6 separate regions of the Homo sapiens genome follow, and regions 2, 3, 4, 5 and 6 are each linked to region 1. The links are chromatin loops, found by intact Hi-C in ENCODE. Cell type or tissue: dorsolateral prefrontal cortex. All regions are shown on one strand.

Region 1 (4,000 bases):
CCAGAGGGCCACTAGAAAACTGTCCACTAGGCTGCCATCACAGACCACTGGAGCAAGGTCCGCTTGGGGATGTCTTTGAGCTTTTTAGATTACTTAGATAATTGTCTTAGTTCTCCATTCGGCCTCCTTTGCTTAGACCAGAATCCCAGGGGTAGGGGAGGATATCCTTGCATCAATGCCCGGCATTCGTTTTCAAACCACCAGGCCGGCAGGCAACGTTAGTCATCGGTGCGACTTTTCAGCGGAGGAAGGAGTGGGGACCGAACATCTGGGTGGCCGCGACCTTGGGCAGATACTCCTTAGCTGGGGGATTTTCAAGTAGAGGATTTGTCAGCACAGTCCCTCCAATTCAGCCCCGTCCTTAGTAGAAAAATTTCTACAATAAACGAAAAGAGCGTTTGGTTTTCGATTGTTTTAAAGACAAAGTGATCCATATTGCCTGTCTACATGGTTGGATTAATCCGATAGTTGCCCTCCTGGGGGCAGACCTCCACGGGAAGTTTGTGTGATGGGATAATTTAATGTCATCTAAGTCCCCTGGAGGGGCGGTTCCCCTAACTACTCACCCAGGAGAAAGCCAGCCAACACCTACCTGATCGTTCCCGCCTCGGGATGGCCCACCTATCGCCCCTTGGCAGGAAAGCCCCCGCCTCGAAGGGCGTTTCGGGGGCTCAGAGCCGAGCTAAGCTGCAAGAGGGGGCCATGGGGAATGCGGGAAGTGAATCTTTAACTTTGGTGCCCGGCTTCAAAAGACTCAGGGCTTCTTGTGTTCAGGCAGAGGTAAATGGAGATTCAAACTGTCGTCTTGCATTAACAATCCGGAATAAAAATAAAATTCGTAAAGGGATAGATGATCGGAAAGAACAAATGGTGCATGTGTGCGCGAACGAGCCCCAGTTTCTCTCCATCCAGGTCCCCAGCGGACTCAGAGCGGCCGCCGCACTCCACGGCCTGGGAGGACAGAGGCCCCGCAGCCTCCCAACCTCGGCTCATGTGGGGGGCGCGCCGCGCAGGGTGGGCGAGTCCCCAGGCCCCAGAGTCTGCCGGAGCCAGGGTGCGCGGTGCGGCGGGAGCCGGCCGTCGGAGGACTGCAGGGCGAAAGCGCCTTCCTGGGGCTGGAGCAGAAGGCGTGTGCCCCTGCACGGACGCGCCTTGGCTGTGGGTGTGGGAAGAAAGGCTTTGCCCCGTGAGACAGACCCACAGACAGCCCCGGAGCCGCCGGCGGGGTGAGGTGGGCTGCAACCTTGCAGGTGGCTGGCTGTTCCCAGGTCTCCGGCCCGGCGCCGCAGCGGACCCAGGCGCCGGGGCCGCAGCCAGCCTTCCTTCCGAGTGCTCCCTTCGCGGAACCCTGCGCCCTGGGACCTTCCTTCCGACGTCCCTCACCCCGGCCGGGGAGTGGCACCAACGCGGACGCACCGCCGGGCCTCCTGCGGGTAAGGCGCGGTCGGCCCCCAGCTCTGAGCCTTCTGGGCAGGAGCCCCGGGGGCCTGGGCCGGGGCCGGTGTTTGCACCTCTCAGGACAGGGACAAGGCCGACACCCGGCTCGGTGCAGCCGGCCTCCCCCGAGGACCTGAGGGCCGACGCCTCCGGGAACCGCTGGTCCTCGCGAGTGGGTCGGCGCCTGGCAGCGCGCGCCGGTGACCTGGTGGTCCGTCTGCTCCCAGGCCGCCCCTCACAGGCTTCCCGCCGCTTCCCCGCGAGCGTCAGCAGAAAAAGGGACGATGTGGAAGCCCGGAGGCCCCTTGGCCGACCCAGGCTGGGGCTCTCAGGCTGGGGGCACCTCACCCCGGCAGGTCCCGCGCCTCGGGAACCCGGGGCCAGGCAGCCGTCCTGGGCGCCCGCACCGCGCACTGCGCGTGCTACGAGCGCCCCCTGCCGTCGGAGGCGTTGTCTCCGCGGCGCCTCTGCCCGCGCCGGGCTCCAAGGGCCGGCTCCGCCTGTCCCCGCACAGCGTCCCCTGGGAACCGGGTCTCCAGAGAAGGAGGCCTGGGGAAGACCGCGCCGCCCGCGTGGGACCCCGCAGGGCCTGGCACCTGGTTTTCTAGGCTGCAACTCTCATCCCTCAGGGTCCGGGCGGGAACAGCCCCATCGGGGAGACCCTCTCAGACTTCCAGGCACAGACCACGGACGCTTTTGTTCCTGGAGTGGAGGGAGGTGACCCGAGACTGGGGCTTTCAGCCACCGCTACGCATTCCTTCCAGGCGGCCCTTTTAATTGACGTACACGTTACAGAAAAAGCAAGGCCGCTCCATCCAGTGAATTACATTGTGGGAGATGCCAAGGAATGTATTTACTGGCAGCCAGGTTTGCCAATAAAAGTTGCAAATAAAGACTGCTGGTTTCCAGGAAAATGTACTTCTGTTTTTTAAACACTCCTTAGTCTTAATTACCAAAAACTGAGCCTCCAAAGAACCGGTTTCGAGAACAGGACCAGTGAGTGGCGGTGCTGGCGAGGCCTCACACCCCCACGTGCAATCACACACCCCGATGTCGCCTATGGGAACAAGGACCATGCACACCTATGGCTTTGCCCACAGAGAGGCTCGCCCGTATTTACATACGCAGCAGACACAGACACAGGCGAAACGTTGGCACACAGAGAGGTATGCGCTCGGATTAGGGCTGTTTAGTTTGGAAGTGAAGAAATAAGAAAAGACAAACTATGGCAAACAGGCGAATTTCCACAGAAATAAATGTCTGCGAGGAAAGGAGGCACTTGCTCTGTAGTGTTTAGTTATGGTCGCCCTGGTAGTTCTTTTTAGTCCGACCGGGTTGACTATAAATGAAGGCAGCAGAGAAATGCAGAATTTACATTTACTAAAGGTCCGCTTTGGCTTGGGGTCACAAGGACCCCAGTGGGAATTAGAAAATCTCCCCACTCACTAGATGGAGCAGCACCTCCCCCCACAAAAAAAGGGGTTTGGGGCAGAGTGTGCACGCTAATGAGAGGCAAATTTATTCCATGTTTCTCCAATCTTAAACACGGACACTCATAACCACAATTATAAAGACTGGTAGGATGCACAGAACACTTAGTATGCGGTCATCCTGCTGTGTGCTTTAAACACTCCTTTCACCTAATCCTCACAAGGACGCTGACATGGATATTATGATCTACATCTTACACATGAGGAAACTGAGCTTAAAGAAAAGAGAGAGCTTTCCCAAGATTACACAGCCCTCGCAGTTGCACTCTGCACAGGCTCACTGGATCTAAGACGCCACTTATGATAAGGTACAGTGCTTATGAGCCACTAAGAGGGGAAAAAACTAAATTATTAAATATCATCAGTGGTAAATCTCATCTCCGTTTCAGTTGCTAAAATGAAAAAAAAAATGTGCATTTCAGATCGATGATACGTTTACTAATCCATGTAATCAACAAACACATAGAGGCCTGCTCCGTGTTTGGCTTTCTTCTAGCAGCTGGGTGTGTAACAGAGCACCCTTTGCAGACATCCATGAAGCTAAATACTAATTATTATGGGAAGGATGTTTACCCACAGCAACCGTTGAATCTATTATATATGTGTACACATACTGACTTGCACTGGTCTGGTTTATCTGCACACTTCCATACTCTTCTAGAGATGCTCACGCCAGTGCTATGAGGAGAAACTGGTATACGCGCATGCACAGAAAAATGGTATATATTTGGACACAGACATTCTGTATAAACGAATAAAGGACCTGCTGGTGAATGCATTGTTCTCTCCTCCTGGATGCTATCTGGTGGCTCCTCTCCTGCTTTTCCCTTCATTTAGTTTCCCCAAGGAAGATTCTCCAGAAAACACAGCAAATAAAGCAGAGAGGCTCTTTTCTGCCCCTGCCTCAATGGTGGGCCCGCTCTTACCCACAGCTCCAGACAGATGGGCAGGCAGGCAGGCAGGCCAGGAGCCTCAGAACACTGAGGAAGCAGGAGCAGTTCCTCTCGGACCCATGGCAGACGTCAGCCAGAGGAGGCTGGAGGAGGGATGGGCAGCAGGAGGTGGGTTTCAGG
Region 2 (4,000 bases), 250 kb before region 1:
TTAGAATGGCCCATGAGTGTTCCAAGATGATAATTATAGACAACTACCTTAGTATATTTTGATCATAATCACAGAAATGCAGTTCCTAACAAGGGTGGCAACTTCTAGACTGTCAGAATGGTTGCAGCCATATATATGATTTTTATTAATAAACAAAACCAAGAAGTCTGCACATGGACTAGGGCTCAGTCTTGCTAAAAATATAGTGAATAACACAAATACACTTTATTATCTCTTCGATAATGCAAAAAAGGTAGAAGCATCCATCCTTTCAAGGCTGAGGGAGGTGTACATTCTGCTTGGCAATTCTCCAACTCACAAACAGGAAGCAAATATATTTAACCATAAGAGGCATCCTGATAAAAATAAGTTTAAGGGCACTTTCCAAGTTAGTCCCTACTGTGATCCTGAAGTCAACCAACTATTAGCCAGAGCCAAACAGCAATTTCCAAGGTGAAAGGAGATAAAGATACTAGAGCAGACAGCAACTCTCAGCCCAGATCCAATGTAACACACCACAGAGGCTGCTGTCTCCGTATGTCCCCAGCCTTATTCATGGTTCATGGGCTTTGGAAGCTGTCACCCAGGTAATCCTGTGCTTCCCTTTATGATGAGTGGAACTGAACGCAGCATACGGACTGTCAGGTGATTTTTTGAAGTGGGAAAACTGCAAAACCCAGTTACGTTCACTACAACAAGGAATGTCGTATGAATGTTTTCCTCTGTACCATCTCTAAGACCCACTTCCTTTTATACTTTATAACTTGGTAGTGGAGTCAACATTGTCTGAGATAAGAGCCTGAGAGCATCTTGATGACAGATTCGAATGGCAAGTGCTGGTGCTCATTCCCTCTGGAAAGCACAGGGAACTCTTGATAGAGGTAGAAATCTATTCGCATGTGGGACAACTCTATGCATTCTGGGACTGAGTTCATTAGTTTAGTTTCTTAGATGATAAGTGTGCTGAAAAACTTACAAACTCACAAGGTGTCCTTCCAGCAATGGTTTTTAATATTTTTGCCCTCTCTCTCAGTGGCACATGAGAGTTGATGCCTCTCACCTCCAAGATGGACATAAGGAAGGATTCTGTTCACATCCACATGGCCCTGTAGGGAACAAAGTGATTGGTCACAAGGGTAAGATGTCTAGGATGGAATATCAAAACTACGCAGCCTAAAGAGTTCCACACCAAACACTTCTAAGCTAGCTGCTGGGTCTAGGGTGGAGCCCCCTACCTGTTGAACTCTGTTGGAAATAAGAGTCTGTACTCTTGCATTTTGTCCAGATCCGCTACAGCTTCCTTGCTCTGGGCAGTATGCCAGGATTGCCTGTCTTGAGCAAAGCTGGGGCATCCCCATCATAAAGTGAAAGGAGTCCACTGCAGCTGCAGACTATTAAAATGCAAATTGGGCAAATACGTTAGCTCTCAGCCATCTGAAGAGCTAATGTCTACAGCAGTGGTAGAGTTTGGCACTCCATATGGTAGCTAATAATGTTTTCAGGGCCAGGAGGAGTTTTCTGATTTATGGAAGTAAAGGGAGAGAGTGTAGCTGCTGAGTTGTAAGTAGGAATAGATACAGGCAACCTCTCACAGGTAGGTTAGAGCACATTTCTGTGACGTTGTGGCAAGCCTGTGTGAATTATAAAGAGAGTTTTCATTTTCAGCAACTTTATTCACCAAAATCAGAAGATGAAAAAAGTTAGGGTATTTTAAAGACACATACACCAGCATTATCACCATCACTACCGACAAGTTTGATCCTCACCAGCCATAATTCCAAAATACAAAACTGACCCCCTGAGGCAGTCTATGTACTTACAGGGAGGTTAAGGATTCCCAAGATACTTTACTGTTCATTGTTCAGCCATTTGAAATTCTGGAGGATGTTGAAACGGTTGTGGGGAGATTTTGGATTTGAGAGATTAGGTACACAGACACACTGTCTGTATGAATATGTATTTATAAATCCAATTTGTCACGGTCAGAATCTCCCTGTAATGTACCTGCATGCATCCATCCATCCATACGTGTGTTTGTGTGTGTGCATTGTAGTAGCAGATAGAAAAGAGAAGGTTAGACTGTATGGTGCCTAAAATTTGTTGAAAAAGTAAATTAAAATTCATTTTCAAATGTTTCCATTTCCAGAAGGGTGAATTTGTGTACATTTTTTTCTTGAAAAATATTGTTTCTTTGTCAACCTGCTAGTCAGCATCCTGCTCTCAGACTGTATTTTGGTTAACAAAAGTAACATTTTTATCACTTGGTCCAGTTGAATATTTCTCTCAGTGGATCTTTGAGTTCTTTTTCCTCTGATATTTAACTTCATTTACTACTTCCTGGTGACAGCTGTTTACATAACAAGTCAGGTACCCTCTCAATACTTGGGGAGTAGTACCAGCCCTCTCTAGACTGCATTCTGGACTCTGCAGTGATCTCTGTTCTAGAATAGAACTCTGTTCTGTTTAGTGTTAACTGAAAAATCCTTGGCCAGACTCCAGCTTCTTGCATTTTTACTTTTTCTTTACTAAGTAGGCCCTCCCTTCAATGGTAGAAATAAGAAAGAAAATGAGTTGTAATTTAAGTCACCAAAATTTGCTTGATTAGTGGTTTGAGCAAATGGCTGACACCTAGAGAAGATGTTGATGTGAATGGCTAACAGCTCTGGGACTCTGAATGTCTTAGGTCTATGGATCCCCAAGTGCTTTTCCCAGAGCAGGTCATACAGGCACTTGGAGCCACCTGATGTCTTTCCTGACACCATATGCAGAGATTGTTTGGCTGATCAACTGACATATAAAGTATGGGAGTTAGCTCTCTCTATTTGTCATAGGTAAACAAAGATCAACAAAATAAATGCAGAAAGGTTTTTAGATGCCAAGTGCTTATCTACCACAGATGAGGAACTTTTATTTTTTTTCTGACAACTACACATCTCAGACCCACAGACTTTTCTTCTCTAAAGAAAACACAAAAAATAACCATCAGTTAATAGTGAAGAATGGCTTATTTCTCATCTTCTTTTTCATTCCATTTACTAATTATCTCTGTGCTTTAGAGTGAGCTATCCCTTAGCAAGAAAGGATGATAATAAAGGAAATATTCCAGGATAATTTGAGATTTTGAGGTATCTCCTCTCCTCTAAACGTGAAAAGAAGACAAGACAATCTCAAGACATTGGAGATAAGGCTGCTCATGAATGTGGCCCATCTTGCTGCTAGATCGCGAGTCTGCAGGCAGCATCTGGTGTGCCCACATGCTGAATGAGAATGGCTCTGCAATGTGGTACTGACATTTTAGACCAAATAATTCTAGCTGTTCTGTTCAACAGTGTCCCTGAGCTCTGCCTGCTAGAAGCACCCAGACAGCCCCAGTTGTGACAATCACAGATGTCTCCAGATATTGCCACATATAGCTTGGGTGATAAAATCACTCCCAGTTGGAAACCACTCTTCTAAAAGGATAGATAGGAGCTAAATAGTGCTGGAGGACATGATTAACAGAGAACATTGGAAGTTTGTCATCAGCGTGTTGTGTTTTGGTGTTTACAACAAAATCTGAGTTCTGAAGTCTGAAATTCCAATTTGGTATGTGGTATTTTTGCCCTTGTTTGCAGTAAAATAATGCCATTAAGGTAAACTCAATGTCAGTGGCCTCATCCATACACACAGACTCATAATCCATCTTTCTCTAAGTTCTGTTATCACATATCTGTGTATGGAAAATTGGTGCACATTAAAATACGACTTTTAAGACAAGCATAGTTTTCAGTTTTACAGAATAAAAGCATTTCTGCTACCAAATCTTGCCTGGGTGTGAATTTTTACACCTGAGATATTAATCCTTGAAAAGAGGTTTTTATAATGGAAATGCTGACACAACCTTAGCTGCCCTGCTTGAAATGGTATCATTATATTATTCCACTCTTGACCATGTCCATGTTCTGAAAACAGTGGCAGCATTGTCTGCCTCTGAATAGTGCTAAAGGACCATGGAGGGGAA
Region 3 (4,000 bases), 750 kb before region 1:
AGACCCAAAAGATTGTTTTAAGACATAGTAGACCCAAAGTGGAACAATGAATGTGTGAACAACAGTCAAGAAAAAAGTTTAGTTAGTGCTTCATGAGAATACTCATTCAATTAGGAAGTACACCCACTGCTTACTCTAACGTACGTCCTCGTCCTAACTCAGAAACACATTTTGATACTGAGATGACTTCCTTGGCTACACAGGGCCTCCATTTCCCCCCAAAAAGAGGGTTGGATCAGGTGGTGGTTATGGCGTCTCCCAGTTCAAAAAGCCAACAGCATCATTTCAGCGAGGAGTAGTTTAAACTAATGTTTAAAGTATTACAAGTGCCAAGCACTCCAAATAGACTTTAACCACTAAGTAAGAAACCCTGGGCTATTCTCCAAGAGTCTTAAAACTTGCTTAGAGTCCAAGAAGACGGAATTGCTGAAAATAAGTTGTGTTGCCTTAAGAATAGGAACCAAAATATGGTTTTAACCAAAATATTTGATTTGTGTGTTAATACAGACACACTTTTTGTTCTCTGTCCCAGCTTTTAATATTACAAGTCATTTTAAAGTCTAAAACTACGATCAATGGGTTTTTAATGTCATATTTCTCTTAGATTGTTGCTGTTGTTGTTGTTGCTCGGGGTTTTTAATTTCATTTTTCACTAGAAATCTTAGAAATCTGTCAAAGAATAAAGTATGTCTTTGGGCATATATACTATACTTCAAGTTACATGCATTGGAAATTTTACATATGGTATTATCATTGCTTTCAGATTTAGATATTTCAGCTAACACACACGTAGACTTCCCTAAATCAATCCTACCCCTCCACTACCACCTCCACCACTGCTTTTCAAAGGATTTAGCCCATTACACAAATGTTGCTTATATGTATTTCTTCCAGGCAGCTCCCATTGTCTGCAAGTACTCTCTTCAAAAACAAATTCAAAAGTAAAGTTAAATGCAGTCATATTACAGAGATAGCAGCAACAATATTTGGTTAACATAACTTCCCAAAATGTAATGTGTGGTTCGAATAAATTTGTTGGGAAGTGAATGTTTGCAGTAGAAGAGTATAAGCAGATATAAACATCAGAACCTTTACGATTAAATCAACAGAACGCCATTGAAATGTTCTATATCAATGAAGAATGGCTTTAAAGTACAATGCTTTAGTAAACACAGACCCTCACTTTAATCAGTAATTTTAAACTTCCCTTTCACCAAACATTTCACGAATGCCTGCCAGCATGAGATATAATCGGTTAATGTAAGGTTCACCCTCTTCTCCTTTGTCTCCACTATACACATATTTTGAAAATGGAAAGACAAAAAAATGGAAACCAGGGTATTTACAAACGTAATTATTAGCACCACAAAGATCCATAATTCCCATTATTTTATACGTATATTGGAAATGGTTTGTAGCTGCATATGATACCAATACGTATTCACTCCTATCAAAAGATAACAGTCACACCTAAAGGCACATTTCTGTGAAAGCCATTTCACAAAACAGGAAAAAAACTGAATTTTGAAATGATAGAGCTTTGCGTCCTTCTGCCAGGTGTTTTATTTTTATCACATAGTTTCTGTAAGAGAAATTTAGGCACAAATAGTCTTTCTCAATTAGGCCAGCTGGTGGCGGTGTTGACTGCATACCAGAACAGCCTAAACCTGGCAAGAGCTTCTCATTGTTTCAGAAGAGTATTTCCCAAGAAATACAAATGAGTTCATCTTATCTGTGTTTTGAAACTTTCAAAGATATTATTCCCTCATATCAGCGACTACTGTGAACTCCCTTTGTAAAGCCTGATGATCCGTCTATTTCTCTTGGCTCTGTGTACAGCATTCAAGAGACAGGACGTGTTTCATTTCCAAGGCTTAGTTAATCGATGGATATACATTTTATCTGTTCACAGCTAGCACCACTGTTTACCTTGCCCATGACAGGGCTTTGAAACTACATGGGAATTTTCCTATAAGCAGAAGAAAGGGCAACATCTGCATGAGAGAAACACAAGTTTATATTCGGAGTTAGAAACATTAAAATCGTCCAGGCCGCTGTCAGATTAATGTGTATACAGACCCACTCTGGGTATGCAAATCAGGATCTTCCCACGAACTTCTCTTTAATTGTGCTTTTACTTGATATGTCCTTATCTGTGTGTGTGTGTGTAATCTGCCTACTTAATGGAACAATCTCTGACACCAGGGCTTTGAATCATGCCAACAAGATAAACTGAAACCGATCATATTGTCAAAGAGGCATTTATAAATGTAAATACTTCTGTATAATCTGAATAAAATTTTCTCTTTCTTTATTACCAAAGTTCTCAGGTTTACTTACATGCTCCTCTCCTCTCCATATGCATTGCTGAGTTAGTTGTTCATTCCTTTTCTGTAGAATAGAGTTGGCAAATTTTTCTTAAAAGATCAGATCATAAATATTTCAGGCTTTGGGGACCAAGAGGTAAAGTCGAGACTATTACGTGGGCACCTACATAACCACTTAAAAACGTAAAAGCCATTCTTAACTCAAGAGTAGTACCAGATGCAGAGGAAGGACAGATTTGGCCTTGCAGGCCAAAGTTTGCCAATCATCTTCTAGAGAATAAATTCTATCATGGGATGTATGTATATTTTTCCAGTAAAATCCACAAAGACTGGCAGAAAAAAAGACTCTAGCCTGTATATGATGTTAAAATTTTTCTAGTTAAAAATTTTCCAATTTAAAGCTACATATTAGAATTTGATACTAATCATTTATACTTTTTAAAAATGCATACTATTATCACTAAGAAATAAAAATCCTGGACCTGAGATCAGAAAATTTGGCCCAAGAGACACTCATAATGCTGCACAATGGGCTGTGTGTGGCGACAGGGGCAAGAGAAGACAACCAGAAACACCCCCAAATAAATAACCATAATGCTGTGCACAACATACCAAGCACAGCAGGCAATTTTCAGTAACCACCTTATAGCGTGTTTTAAAACTTAGTGTTGACAACACAACATTTTTTTCTTCTTATCGTTAAACATTTTTAGTTTTATTTGTTTTAACTGACTAATAACAATTATACATATTCATGGAGTTCATAATGATGTTTCAATACATATAAAGTGAGTGATCAGATCAGGGTAATCAGCATTTCCATCATCTCAAACATTTATCATTTCTTTGTGTTGGGGACATTTCATAGGCACCAATACCTTAAATTTTAAATTTAGAATTTATATATTTTTGACAATTATTAGCACTGTAGGTTTTCAAGAAAAGATCCCCCTTCTTGCAGACTTGGGACTGTGCAGGGAGCGCTCCGGAGGCCAGGACAAAGGGTATCAGCGATGGGCTGGTGTTGATGTCTCTTCCCTGGAGATCTGAGAGAATGAGGAACTAATCTGTTGAACTAACTTAGAATGAATCATGAGTTTTGGGTTCACACTTTGTTTTTTTTTTTCCTTTCACCAGCAGCATAGGGTATTTTGCAAACTAGATTAGCTAGTAGAAAAGGAATGGCATGAAATAACAGACTCACTCAATAATTATTTGACTTTGCAATATGGTCAAAAATATTCTCAGAAGCTTACTTTTTGAAAATGAAGAAAAGAAACTTGATATGCCTGCATGCTGGGCCCTGACTTAGAGCTAATAGGGACCTTCAATATCATCCAGTTCAGCCCTCTTAGTTCACAGGTGAGTAAATGACAGCCCAGAGCACTTGAGTGGCTTGCCCAAGGCCACACAGCAAGGAACTAGCTATTCCAGGCTGATGCGTAATCAATCTACTTAACAGCAAACTTTCTAGCTCCAGGGACAGAACCAAAAGCAAGTTATTTTTCTTGAAATGAATGGGTCTTTACTTAGACTCACAAGGTAAGAGTAAAATATGAGCTATTTTGAATGCTTTCCAGCATTGTCCAGAAACCCAATAAAAATGGGAATTAAGGGATACAACTCTCACTACTACTCCAGATAGGATAGGTGCAAGCTGTGGAGAGCCGGGG
Region 4 (4,000 bases), 590 kb before region 1:
GGGGATAGGAATGATCAGAGAAGTTACTTTGTACAGTGTCTCCCCGATGGTAAATGATAGAGATGGGATTTGGGGAGACCTGGCTTTCTGACTCTAATGCACGCATCCTCCACTGGTACCTGTGTTGTTTCTCAATAACAGCTTGAGGAAATGAATGACAGAAAGTAAAATCTGCCTTTTAGCCCTGCAGAATGGGCTCCTCTGTGAGAACGTGGCTTCCATGAGAGGGGTGTCTTCCTTTGCCATCCCTACTTGTGCCATTGTTTCTCTCACAAGGCGGCTGTGTCCTGTTAGCACCCAGAATTAGGAAGTGTGGAAAATTAAAGCCATATTATCCTGTTAAAGTGTTTCAGGGAAATGGGATACTTTGATTTGCATGGAGGAAAATGCCAAGCCCATGTGTCACTTTTTGATTTGTTCACAGCAAAGCCAGAGCTTCTCTAGTGCAGTGCTCCCTTGTGAAGGCAAATGGTGCAGGGCCAGGCAGGCCCTTTTACGGGAAATGTCATCATTTTTATAGACCTGGCCCTTGACGTGGTCAGGTTTAGCAACTTACTTGGGACCACACAGGCAGTGGAGCTGGAGAAACAGCTGGCAACAAAGCCTCCTCCTTCCAGCCAAATGGTCTTTCCCTGAAACTATCTACCTTCCTCAGGAAACTAGTCTTTTAATAGCATCTACCCTCCACCAAGAACCTGGGCGGGAGGAGGAATAGAGGCATCCTTTGAGAGCCTCCTTCCCACTCAGTGTTTCCACTTGGAGAGCTGGGCGGCCTTGAGTCGCTTGGATGAGTCAGGGACATGAAGCGCTTTGCCTTATGGTGCGGGAGAGCCTCTGGCATCACCTCCTACTAAAGCCAGTAATGGGAACAGTTATCATAATGGATGTGTCAGTTTGCTAATGACATTATTTAATACTGACTTTATTCGTTCTTCACATAAGACATTATTGAAACTTAAATTGAGGAAGTTGCTTCTCCTAGGAAGGGTGTGGGACTGCTGCTGGACACAGAGGTTTAACTTGCAACCCTTTTACTAGTTAAAAGGCTTAAATTTTCACTGGCTTTTTGACAAGTATCCGTTTAGAATCAAGTCATCACCACCATTATCATTAGAATTGTCATGGCTCCTGTCTAATGCACTCCAGCTGTTAGGCTAGTAAGCTTGAAGATAAAGGTATGCTTTGGACACATTCTGCTTTGATAAAAATCTTGATCACCCCAAGAGTCCCTAATTTGAAGTCAGAGTCACAAAGATTGGTGTTCTGCAGCTTTCCTCTTGGTAACAGAGTGTACTTTTGTTTAACTTTTTTTCCTGTGTTTTTTAACCAACATCTCTGAGCACCTATTACTACCTTGCTTGACAGTTAAGACAGCAACCTTTAAAAGTTAATGTGGTCTGTCCTGAACTGTCCAGAACTAGGCAAGAGGTAAAGAAACCACAAGCAAACCTGAGGCATGATCTGCAGTTTATTTGAATTTGTTTTGGATTCTATGTTTACTGTAGGCATCAAACACTGTAGAAAAAAACATAAGAAAACAGTTCTAGAGACCTGCTATGGTAGATTTCAGGAGTGCCTTCTGTACTTAGCAACAGTGAACTTTTTAAGTGCTTCCAAGTAGACTTGTGCCTTGTGACCCACACTATTACTACATTTTGGTAAAAGTAAACTCTTTCTGGTCTTGGCACCAAAAGTAAAACTTGTAGAGTCTAATTAAGGTTGTGTGCATAGCACTAGGTGTTTATCAGTGCAGTGAGGGAAATAAACCACCAGGTGGCTCAAGTATATAGCATCTGCGTGTTTTAGTCCTTGATAATTATAGTTTTGCAGTTGCTTTGTACTTCAGGGAGACCATTTAATATAAACCATTGTAATAATTTATCTAGTTTTTTACACAATCTTAGAATGCTAAAGTAGAAGATTGACTGTTTTGAACTGTTACTAATGTTTGTAAGTTTTTGGGCACAAACTTATGTTTTGCTTAATAAAATAAAAACTTAGACATTATTTGTGTTTTGGCTGAAATCAGTCCCCAATTGTCATCTTGGGATGTTATGATTATTTACTTATATATGTATATATTTATTTTGGCATATACTCTCCACAGTTGCAAATGAAATTAATAGATAGATGTTTAACTTCACTGTTGAAATTTAAACTGTCAGCATGATTTATTATTTATATATTTATTTTTATTAACTTTTTTTTTTTTTTTGGTAGAGACAAGGTCTTTCTTATGTTGCCCAGGGTGGTTTCAAACTCCTGGTATCAAGCCAGCCTTCTGGTTTGGCCTCCCAAAGAGCTGGGGTTATAGGCATGAGCTGCCATACCCAACCTTGTTGCCATGGTTTACATTGTCTTATTTTATACCTTCATTCTTTAGAAAAAAAGAAGGACACATAATACCTAAGAAATCAACATGTAATTTTTATGGACTTAATTATTTCCAAAGAAGGCTTTTAAAAACTTACTTTATCCCCTGAAAAGGAAGTTGCTTTGTAGCTTTCCACTTACATTAGGATAAAAAGAATAAAATGTCAAAGTATTTGCTTTACTTTAGAATATATATGCAGCAAAGTTCAAGAAAATTATCACAGTTCTCAGCAGACCAAGGCATAGCATCTCAGTTTTGGTTCTCATACTTTTTATATTTGAATCACAGAGTTCTTGGAATAGATTTTTTTTTTTTTGGCCTGATAGCCTTAAGGAATAATGGAAAATAAAACACTTCTTCAAAAATGTAACGTCTAATTTCCTATTTGTCTAGGTCTTTTTGCTTCAGAATTTTTGAACAGAATCATTAAGTACTATCGCTTCTACAGAAGAAGAAAAAGGAAAAGACAGTGAAATTCAAATCCGTTTTTTCTTTATACTAAGTCTGGTTAAAGCTTTTACTGGAGAAAAGATGCAAGCTTTTAAGCATGTGTTTTAAAATTACTATGATTTTACCCTTGCTAACTTCATGTGTGTATAATTACCTCAGAAAGGAAACAAAGATTTTTATTGATATTATTTAAAATAATGTTTTCTTTTTCTTTTTAGCAAAGTACAGGCTGATAATTCCAAAGGCTGTTTAAGGGGTAATTGTGGCTGACAGAGCAGCATTCACGGAACATCACTACTGTGCTTGGCTGGAACAGTGTCACTGTGTCTGAAAGTCTTGATAATGTTCAGTTGACTGTACTAATTGTCCTGTTTTATGCATGGCTAGCCAAGTGGTAACCAAGAGTTTTAAACAATGGATCTTTATTAAGGTATTAATTTTTGTCAAGGAAACTGACGTGATTTGAAAGAATGTTTACTGTGTGTGACACGTGTGGAAGAAATTGTTTGTGTTTTCCCCTCTTCCATGTTTAGGAAATAAAATAACCAAAAAGTGTGTGCGTGTAGCACTTTTTAACCTTAATTGTCTTTTATTTATATTGGTATCTTGATATAAAAATTGAAATTTGTTATAATGATAAAGAAATTAGAGATGTGAAACATGATTGATAAAGTAAGGAAGTAAAATTGGTAAAAATGCTTAAAGATATAATTTAGTGTTATAATACTTTTAGCTGAAATGTTTATTTATTGGGTTTAAACAACTATATATGTATGTGTGTATGTTTAAAATATATTCCATGAGGAATCGACCTTTAAGAATCATGAAGCATATTTTCCCCAACTTTCTTCACTCTTCTTTACAAGTCTTAATTTTTTGTATTGTGAATATTATAATGCCATTTCTCTCTGCTTTAATGTTCTTTTAAAGAACATTCAAAGATTACAGTGATTTAAAAAATTAACCTTGAACTCAAGAAGAACTCAATGGAGAATACAGAAGCACCTTAATCAATAGATGCCTTTTCCTCCCCTCACACACACACACAGTCCAAACTGCTGACAGAGCTGAGATTAAGCCAGGATTTCCTGAGGCATGGGAACTACCTAACTTGACTTACATCATGCTGAATTGAGAAAGACACATCATATTTATAATGCTTCTTTTTTTTTAAAA
Region 5 (4,000 bases), 840 kb before region 1:
TGTATTTCAAAGAGTCCCCACATCAGAGCAGCTTAACAATAGTGGATTGTCAGCATGAATTCCTGCTATATAAGATTTCCAAATGCATCTCAGAGTCTCTGGCTAACACCAGTTTGTGCCCCTTCGTGCTAATATGGAAACTACAATCAACTGAACATTTTTTTTTTTTTTGTAAATGAGTATGTGTTGGAGATTTTTTTTTTACTGCATAATAAAAGCAACATAAAATGAATTTGCTCCAGTGCTTCTTCACACTTCAAAACTCCATGCCCCACCTGCTTGTGCTATTCTTTACTTGGCACCCTGCCCGGACTGTAACTAGGTTATCAGCCGGGTGATGGCAGGAGCCTCCAGCCTGTGCGCTTCAGTCGAGCCCGGGTGTCCCACGGAGGTCCGCGCGGCGCTGATGGAGACCGGGATCAGTTTGCACCCCAAGGGGACTTGGCCACTCTGGATATTGCTTTTATAGACTCCGGTTGTTTCTGACTCTATGTTTTTTATTACATTCCTTTGCAATTCTAGCAGCTGTTTTTGTCAAGAGTCTTAATAAAGTTTGAACTGCTAAACGAACTTTATGGAAATTGGTCACAGAAGAAGTCTATGCGGCACCTTTCAGAAAACCAGAGGTTACGTTGCCCCTGGGCTACCTCCGCAGTAACAGTAGTGACAAACAAACCTAACAGCGTGGGTGAAGGATGATGGTTTGGCAACCAATTTCTGACTCGATTTCTGAGAGACTACCATCCACACACACACTTAGTTTCTTTAGATCTATTTACCACAATTTATTAGAAACATTTGGCTGCATGGCTCAAATGGTGAAGTTGCTCTAAGGACCTTTAAAGAGAGTCAACTCATGTTTGGTGTTTTGTTTTGCTTTGGTTTTATTTCATGTTGCTTTTCAATTTTATAAACCTAAGACTCGGAATAATTGAACTTAGAAACTTTCTATGAAAGAAAAATAAAGTGTCTGAGATACTCTTAGTTTCTCTCTCATTGCTTAATTATACTAAAATGTTGGTCAATTTTGTTATGCATATTAATTTGGCCATGAGGTTAACTTGATTTGATGGCATCTCTAGGAGCCAGTGAAAAACTCAAACCCCATTTTAGACTTGCCTTGGGTATACTGGTTTACCATCCACTTCACATACCGATGTTATGGAAGAATAATTCATCAACAGACCAAAACTAACCATTCATCAGTTTGGGGTGTGACTTCATCCATTTCCATGAATAAAACAGACCCTAAAAGCAATAAAGCAAACTGTTTCATAGCCTTAGTCCGGCAGCTGGATGCCCTCCATCCTGGATAGTCCTGGATTATAATGGGTCCTTTATGAAACATCTCTTTGAAAAATTGGTGTTGCCACCAAACAGAGTTAGTTATTAGCAACACTGCAGCTAGTTGAACTAAAATATTTCTATATAGATGACCCAGTGACTCACCTCAGACTTATGAGGTGTAAAATGCAGAGGTCAGGTTAGATGGTCTTTAAAGATCCTCACACCTCTAACACTGGGGCTTTCTAGGACACAGTGAGAATTCTAGGATGAGAGAAGATAGCCAAAGCGGCGGAGTCGCACTAGGTGGAAGGCACTGGTAACAGAGTGCTTTCACTGCGGAATAAGCAGACACTTCCCCTGTTCCAGGTGGGCTGCGGCGAAAAGCAGGTGACGCCCGGGTGCAGCTGGGTCAAGCTCCAAAGCAAACCAACCTTCACAGAGCCAGTGGCTCCAGGGTCAGCACTCACATCCAGCTTCCTCTCCAGACTGCTGAGAAGTGCATCTGAGTTCAATTTGCTTTTGTCTGTCAGAATCTATTCCAACAAAAAGGAGAGGGAAAACGTAATCATGGTGAAGGACCCCACATCCTCTGCGATGACGTCACAGCGAAACACTCACTCGAGATGATTTACAGCTCCGTTCTCAGTTCCCAGCACCGAGAGTCAGTGGACACTTCTTTATATTGTTCTTGCTACTTTAAAAAATGGCCCGATTCCAATCACTTACTTATGTTCTGATACCCTAACGCCTGTGCTTCGAACGGCAACCGAATCTGCTGCTCATTACGATGACCTTCTTCACTTCCTCCTGTCCACATCACAAAAGCACACTTTCCTTTAGCGACCAGTGGAGGGTGCTGTTGTATTTGGTGTGTTTCCACCTTCCCTCCTCTCAGGACAGTTTTTGTTTTTTTTTTTCCCTAAGGGAAAAGGGCTCTTTCCCATAGTAATGTGAACATGATGTATGATAATGAAAACAATAACTACATCAACATATTTTCCCCAGAAGTTGTTTTTTTTTTTTTTTCAGAGCATGAATGTAGGGCTCTTAGCTATAATACACTAAGATAAATGAATGGACTTTAGAGAAGTGTGGAAGGTATTGAAAAATGCTTTCAAGATGGACATGGGCTTCGCAGACCTTGTAATTTAATGATTTTGACTACTGGATATTAGGAGTTTCATTACATGTCATCGTTCAATAGTTTAAAGATAATATAACAGCAATAAAACGTAGCAAACAGCAAGAATAACATCTGGCCACAATCAGCCCACTGTCATAAAATAGACTCCCTGACTGCCTTTCACAGGGCATGAACCTGGCAAGAATGAATGATAGAAAGACACACTTTCAGACCGAGTTGTGACAGCTGAATATTATTTCCAACCACTACACTCAAGATCTGTGCTAGGCATTGCTCCATTCCCTCCCTGAAGCCTGAACTCAAAACACTCAATTTTGTTCTTGCCTTTTCCTTTCCCACAGTAAACTTCTGCTTCTACGTGACAATATCTTTTTTATAGTTTCTTGCTAATTGGATTTTGCTCTGTACCACACAGGTAACCTAATAAATCGATTTAAGAAGCACAGCAAGCTTATAGCATGCTCCAAAAGAATCTAGAACAACAAGTAAGGAAACCTGGCTTTAGTTCAAGCACTTTCATGAATCCCTAGGAGGGCTGCCAGATAAAACACAAGACATATAGTTAAATTGGAATTTTAGATAAACAACAAATAACTTTTTAGTATAAGTATGTCCCAGATGATATTTGGGATATATCTATGCTTAAACCTGTCTGTTGTTTATCTGAAATTTAAATTTAATGGGGCTTCCAGTAATTTTATTCGCTGAATCTGTCAACCCTAACCATCAAGGACAGCCAAACTTGGAATGACTGCACTATGCTGTCTACAGAATTTCAAGTTTAAAATCTTATTTGTCTATCTTGCATGAAAATATTTTTTAAAGACTGAATTTACATTCATTTAAAAATGTGACTGCTTTATAGCTTTTGAAGAAGATAAAGGTTTCCTTTCTCTCTTAGCCTAAAGAGCTTTCTGCTGCCAAAAGCCAGATGGAGATAATTTGGCTGATTTATTATTCTGATTGATGGAAAACTCAGCTTAGGAAATGAGGTTTTTGTAAAGCAAGGCTGACAGATAACAACAGGATTCAGCCCAAGTTACACCAAACGAGTCAAAGACTTAGCTGCTTTTCTGCCAAACCCAGGTAGAAACCAAGGGGCTGGAACAACGGCCCGCCCAATGTCATCTCTGGTGTGGCATCTGTCACTCATTAACTTTGCTTCCATCTTGGTCACCTGAGCAGAATACCCAGCTCTAGCTGCTGCCTGGGTTTTTTTTCCCCGGGAACAACCAAGCAGGTATTTTGGAATGCTCAGCAAATAGTGGTGCCTACACAAGAAAGAGAGAATAAGCCAGGGTCCCCAGCAGCCAAGTAAGTTAGGCATGTAGGGATGCCCCACTGGCTTTCGGACAATCAGTGAAGCTGGAATCCATGACGCTTCCTCAGCTGCCGGTGTCACTGCTCCCTTAGGAGCTGAACTGAACCGTGCAGATGTGGAGAAAAGGGAACCTTTGCATACCGTTGGTGGGAACGTAAACTAATACAGGTATTCTGGAAACCAGTATGGAGGGTCCTTAAAAAACTAACAATAGAACTACCACACAATCCAGCAATCCCACTTTGGGG
Region 6 (4,000 bases), 430 kb before region 1:
CACTCACTCTCACCCAGAGCAACTTCCAGTCCTGCAAGCTCCATTCATGGGAAGTACCTTATACGGATGTACCATTTTTCATCTCTTGTACTGTACTTTTACTGTACTTTTCGTGTTTATAAACACACATACTTACCATTGTGTCACAGTTGCCTACAGTATTCAGTACAGCAGCCTGCTGTACAGGTTGGGAGCCTAGGAGCAATAGGCTCTACCATACAGCCTAGGCGTATAGTAGGCTGTACCATCCAGGTTTATGTAAATTCACTCCATGATGTTTGCACGATGAAATTGCCTAGTGACACATTTCTCAGAATGTATCCCCGCTGTTATGTGATACATGGCTGTATGTTAGCGGAATTCAAGCACTCCAGTCCACAAATCTAAATGAGGGACATATTCCCAAAGAAAAACATTAGTTAAGGTTAGTGTGCCTTCACGTTGCCCCTGCCTTCTGCCATTAATGAGCAACTATATGTCCAGAGTGCACAGCAGTTGAAACTCCAAATAACCCTCATGTTTTTTAACTTCAAATTTCATTTTGTTAATAAAAGTTGGAGAAAAAATTTATGTGCTTATGTTACTCAGCAGTCACTGATCCAAGGAGCATATTTCGGGAGGAATTAATGCTTTGCTTCTCATAGGAGTCTGAATTGGGAAGAATACTTTTGAGAAAAGTTATATGAAGAGCTGTTTTTTTTTGCAGTGTTTTAAAATATATATTTGTTTTTCTGTATGAGCAGGATATTGATTTGACATATCAAAGAATGGGTCTTGCTGCTAGCTGAAGGAACACTGAAGTGTGCGGGCCCAGTGGAGGTGGGGACCAGGAGTGAAGGCTAAAGTCGACAGTGTGAAAGCATAAGCTCCCTCAAAACAAGCCTGCATTCATTCTTGAGCGCGGCTTTTCTGGCAGTCTTTCCAGCTTTTACCAGTATAGTTTGCTTATCAAAGCACTTTATCAGTGGGGAAGGGATGTGGGTTAACCACTTCACTTAGCTCTAGCTAGCTGTCCCAGTTCGCAGTCTGTCAGCAAACAGCTGCTTTTCAGCATGTACACCCTGTACTGTGCAGCTGATGCAAGGCTGGGACAAAACCAGCTTTGTGTCAGGAGGTGGGGATGGCAAAGGGGGGCGATCTTCAATGAAAAGGGACCGAGCCCAACTTCAGGCTTTAATTTATAAGGGCGCTTTGGTGAGCTAGTTTTTTCACCACCACCTCCCCCCCAACCCTCTTTATTTCAAGGTTCAAGGTTAACTTTAAAAGTATGGTGTACCAAGGCAGGTAAACTGGAGATATTGTGGCAGGGAATAGTTAAAATGTTTATCTTTGGAAACAACCATTATACTAGTACTACTTACAGTACTTATTTATCTATTTATTTATTTATTTTTACCGCTTTTCTCTTTCCCCTGCTCTCTTGTCTTCATTTGCTCCTTGTCTTTATGTCTTCCTTTCAGGCTCCTTTAGAAACCATGTGCAGGTTGCCAACACCTTTGAGACCTTAGTGCTAAGGAAAGTGCGGCTTGAGCGGTTGTAAACACTAGAGAGCAGCAGAACCAAATCCCAAGCAACCACTTCTTTCTATTCACAGCATCCAGGCGCTTTGTTATGTTACAGCATAATTTGTAGAATTTTCCCCTCCCAAAGACATAATTTGAGGTGAACTATGACGTAGACATTGATGCCATCACCGATGTTTGGTTTCTTGTTCTGGGCACAAGATAGGATTGTACTTCTCGTCTGTTTGAACTCAGACTTACCAAACCAGAGTTTTCTTTCCTGCTACTCCCTCCCCCATTGTGAGGGACATGTGTCAGATGCTGCTTCTCTGTCCTGGGAGTCCAGAATGAGCAGGACCCCCATGCACAGCTGACTAGTGAGGGAACTGCAGTGTGAACCAGCGTACTTCAGTGGGAATGGTTTATTTGGAGGCTCTGGTTACAACAACGTCGTGTAGTTTTTTGACTGATTCTACAGTGTGAGAACTTAATCTAGTTTACCTCCTTTTTGGACCATTTGTAACTCTCCACTAAGATTTTTATCTGTTTCCCACCTTCTTTTACTTGTACAAGAAGCAGTTCTCATTGAGGGTGAAGTTGAAGGGGCATTGTCAGTTCACGGGAGAGCTCCAAGTGTATGAAGTGTTGATACCCAGACAGTTTGCCTGACTGAACCATTTCTTCAGCTCCCTAAGTGCAGTTACCTTTATTAGAGAAATGTCATTTATAATCATGATGCTACCAAGGGCTCCCTCCTTTTATCTCACAAGTTCAGGCTGTTCCTACCTCATTACCTTTCGCCTCCAAAAGATAACTCCAGGTACAACAGGAATAGAAATTAGGATGTATCTACTGAGCACTTATTTAAAACCTTACTTACGAAAGTGTGTTTTATGGTTCAGGATAGCATAAGGTGAGCTACGCCACGTTAATTTGGAGAATACTGCTTACCATGCAGATTTCACAGTACATATCAGCATGCCATAGGCTCTGAAGTCTTTCCGTGCAGCTTGTTTTATCTTGTTTATGGTTTACTTTTCCCATAGAATATGCTTCGTGAGGATAACTGCTTATTCTCAGTATATCCTATATTTACTTTCTGACATTTATAGGAAGAGAATTATCATTAATCAGCATATATGGTCTTACTGTTTAACACTGTCTTGGCATTTTGCCTGGAGCCCCATTTATTTGGGACACACAAGTATGATAATGGGTAACGCCAGGAATTTCTATATGCCTTGTATGGATTGCTAAAGCCTAGAACAGTTGATGTACTAAGTGATCCCTGGGACAGACCTTCCTGGGAAGAAGCATTGATTACTAGGTGCCAACAAGCAGTAAGGCTCTGAAAATCAGTGATTTTTTTTTTCCAGTTAGCAAACCTATTAATGAATCAATAACTCAGTTTATTCCCGAGATCTGCGTTTATGAAAGACAACTTCATAATCTGTTATACTGATGTGTTTAGATCTTTATCCAGCCAAGACCTAATTTATCAACACCTTGTTATCTTAAATACTTTACACAGAAGGGTCATAAATCCTCCTTAAAAGGGCTTTATTTCACCATTTAATTAAGTCTCCCGATTTCCTTCATTGACTTGAAAAGGGAGTTCAGGGTTGAGTTGATTTTCATTAGGCACACAAATTCTTACATTAAATTAAAGTTAGGTGAAAGGAGAACACTGTCATCTAATTCTTAGAGGTGCAATAAATGACGGCTGAGACAGTCGCCCAGGCCAGGCTGCCCTGCGACATGAGATTACTTGTGGAGAGGATTTTAAAGTACTCTTTTGGCTGGGCGCGGTGGCTCATACCTGTAATCCCAGCACTTTAGGAGGCCAAGGTGGTTGGATCACTTGAGGTCAGTAGTTCAAGACCAGCCTGGCCAACATGGTGAAACCCCGTTTTTACTAAAAATATAAAAATTAGCCGGGCATGGTGGTGCACACCTGTAATCCTAGCTGCTCAGGAGGCTGAGGTGGGAGAATCACTTGAACTTGGGAGGTAGAGGTTGCAGTGAATTAAGATTGCACCATTGCACTCCAGCCTGGGTGACAGAGCGAGACTCCATCTCAAAAAATAAATAAATAAATAAATATAAATAAATAAGTTACTCTTTTACTCTGTTGTTCTGTGTTATTTTCTGCTTCCTAAATAACTTGACCATAGGTAATAATATTGATATAATTGACACAAATTTGAGCTTTTATTTAGGAGAGAAGTCTCTTGGTATGTATGATGGGGGATACAGAAATGAATGATAAGACAGAGAAATAGGTCAAATGCCAAATAGAAAGTAAGTGCCATTTGAGACACAAGATGTGGGAGATGTATAGTGGTGAATCCTTGGAAAATCAGGGAAGACATATCCTGATATCATGAGGAGCTGACTCATGAGTTGGGTTGGCCTTGAAGAATGGATAAGCTTTGAGCTCTGGGAAATGGAGAGAAGGGCATCTAGGCAGGTCAGGCACAGCATTCAACATACCGAGG

What was found. Peaks named below come from ENCODE experiments on the same cell type or tissue, not always from the same donor. Only the 100,000 strongest peaks of a DNase experiment are listed, where the experiment ranks them.
Region 2: a loop joins it to region 1, with 2.5 times the contacts of the local background. A loop is called at or near these places in 3 of 110 quality-filtered maps.
Region 3: a loop joins it to region 1, with 10 times the contacts of the local background. A loop is called at or near these places in 106 of 110 quality-filtered maps.
Region 4: it touches region 1 in a loop (8-fold over the local background); 101 of 110 quality-filtered maps call a loop at or near these places.
Region 5: a loop joins it to region 1, with 11 times the contacts of the local background. A loop is called at or near these places in 73 of 110 quality-filtered maps.
Region 6: a loop joins it to region 1, with 2.9 times the contacts of the local background. A loop is called at or near these places in 23 of 110 quality-filtered maps.

The regions. Positions count from the first base shown.
Region 1 is chr6:1,602,392-1,606,391 of GRCh38, reverse strand. It overlaps FOXCUT (FOXC1 upstream transcript), which reads right to left and starts at 861. Exons shown (of 2, transcript NR_125804.1): 1 at 593-861; 2 at 1-376. RefSeq lists an enhancer at 1-301 and silencers at 1,603-1,672, 1,723-2,142. In dorsolateral prefrontal cortex, CTCF peaks have their summits at 1,686 and 1,887 (motif pointing left); a DNase peak (open chromatin) is centred at 1,897; H3K4me3 peaks cover 2,405 bases; H3K27ac peaks cover 2,653 bases; H3K27me3 peaks cover 4,000 bases.
Region 2 is chr6:1,853,919-1,857,918 of GRCh38, reverse strand. All of the region lies in intron 7 of GMDS (GDP-mannose 4,6-dehydratase), which reads left to right. Among named protein-coding and RNA genes, the nearest start is that of FOXC1, 250 kb to the right of the region's middle. In dorsolateral prefrontal cortex, CTCF peaks have their summits at 1,453 and 1,792; a DNase peak (open chromatin) is centred at 1,312; H3K4me3 peaks cover 603 bases.
Region 3 is chr6:2,351,712-2,355,711 of GRCh38, reverse strand. All of the region lies in intron 4 of GMDS-DT (GMDS divergent transcript), which reads right to left. Among named protein-coding and RNA genes, the nearest start is that of GMDS-DT, 110 kb to the right of the region's middle. In dorsolateral prefrontal cortex, CTCF peaks have their summits at 1,441 and 1,642 (motif pointing right); a DNase peak (open chromatin) is centred at 1,641.
Region 4 is chr6:2,194,036-2,198,035 of GRCh38, reverse strand. All of the region lies in intron 1 of GMDS (GDP-mannose 4,6-dehydratase), which reads left to right. Among named protein-coding and RNA genes, the nearest start is that of GMDS, 50 kb to the left of the region's middle. In dorsolateral prefrontal cortex, a CTCF peak has its summit at 1,781 (motif pointing right); a DNase peak (open chromatin) is centred at 785.
Region 5 is chr6:2,447,076-2,451,075 of GRCh38, reverse strand. No RefSeq gene overlaps it. Among named protein-coding and RNA genes, the nearest start is that of LINC02521, 190 kb to the left of the region's middle. In dorsolateral prefrontal cortex, a CTCF peak has its summit at 2,143 (motif pointing right); DNase peaks (open chromatin) are centred at 349 and 2,119; H3K4me3 peaks cover 664 bases.
Region 6 is chr6:2,035,286-2,039,285 of GRCh38, reverse strand. The region is part of intron 4 of GMDS (GDP-mannose 4,6-dehydratase); the gene reads left to right. Among named protein-coding and RNA genes, the nearest start is that of GMDS, 210 kb to the left of the region's middle. In dorsolateral prefrontal cortex, a CTCF peak has its summit at 1,533; no DNase peak of the experiment used is centred here.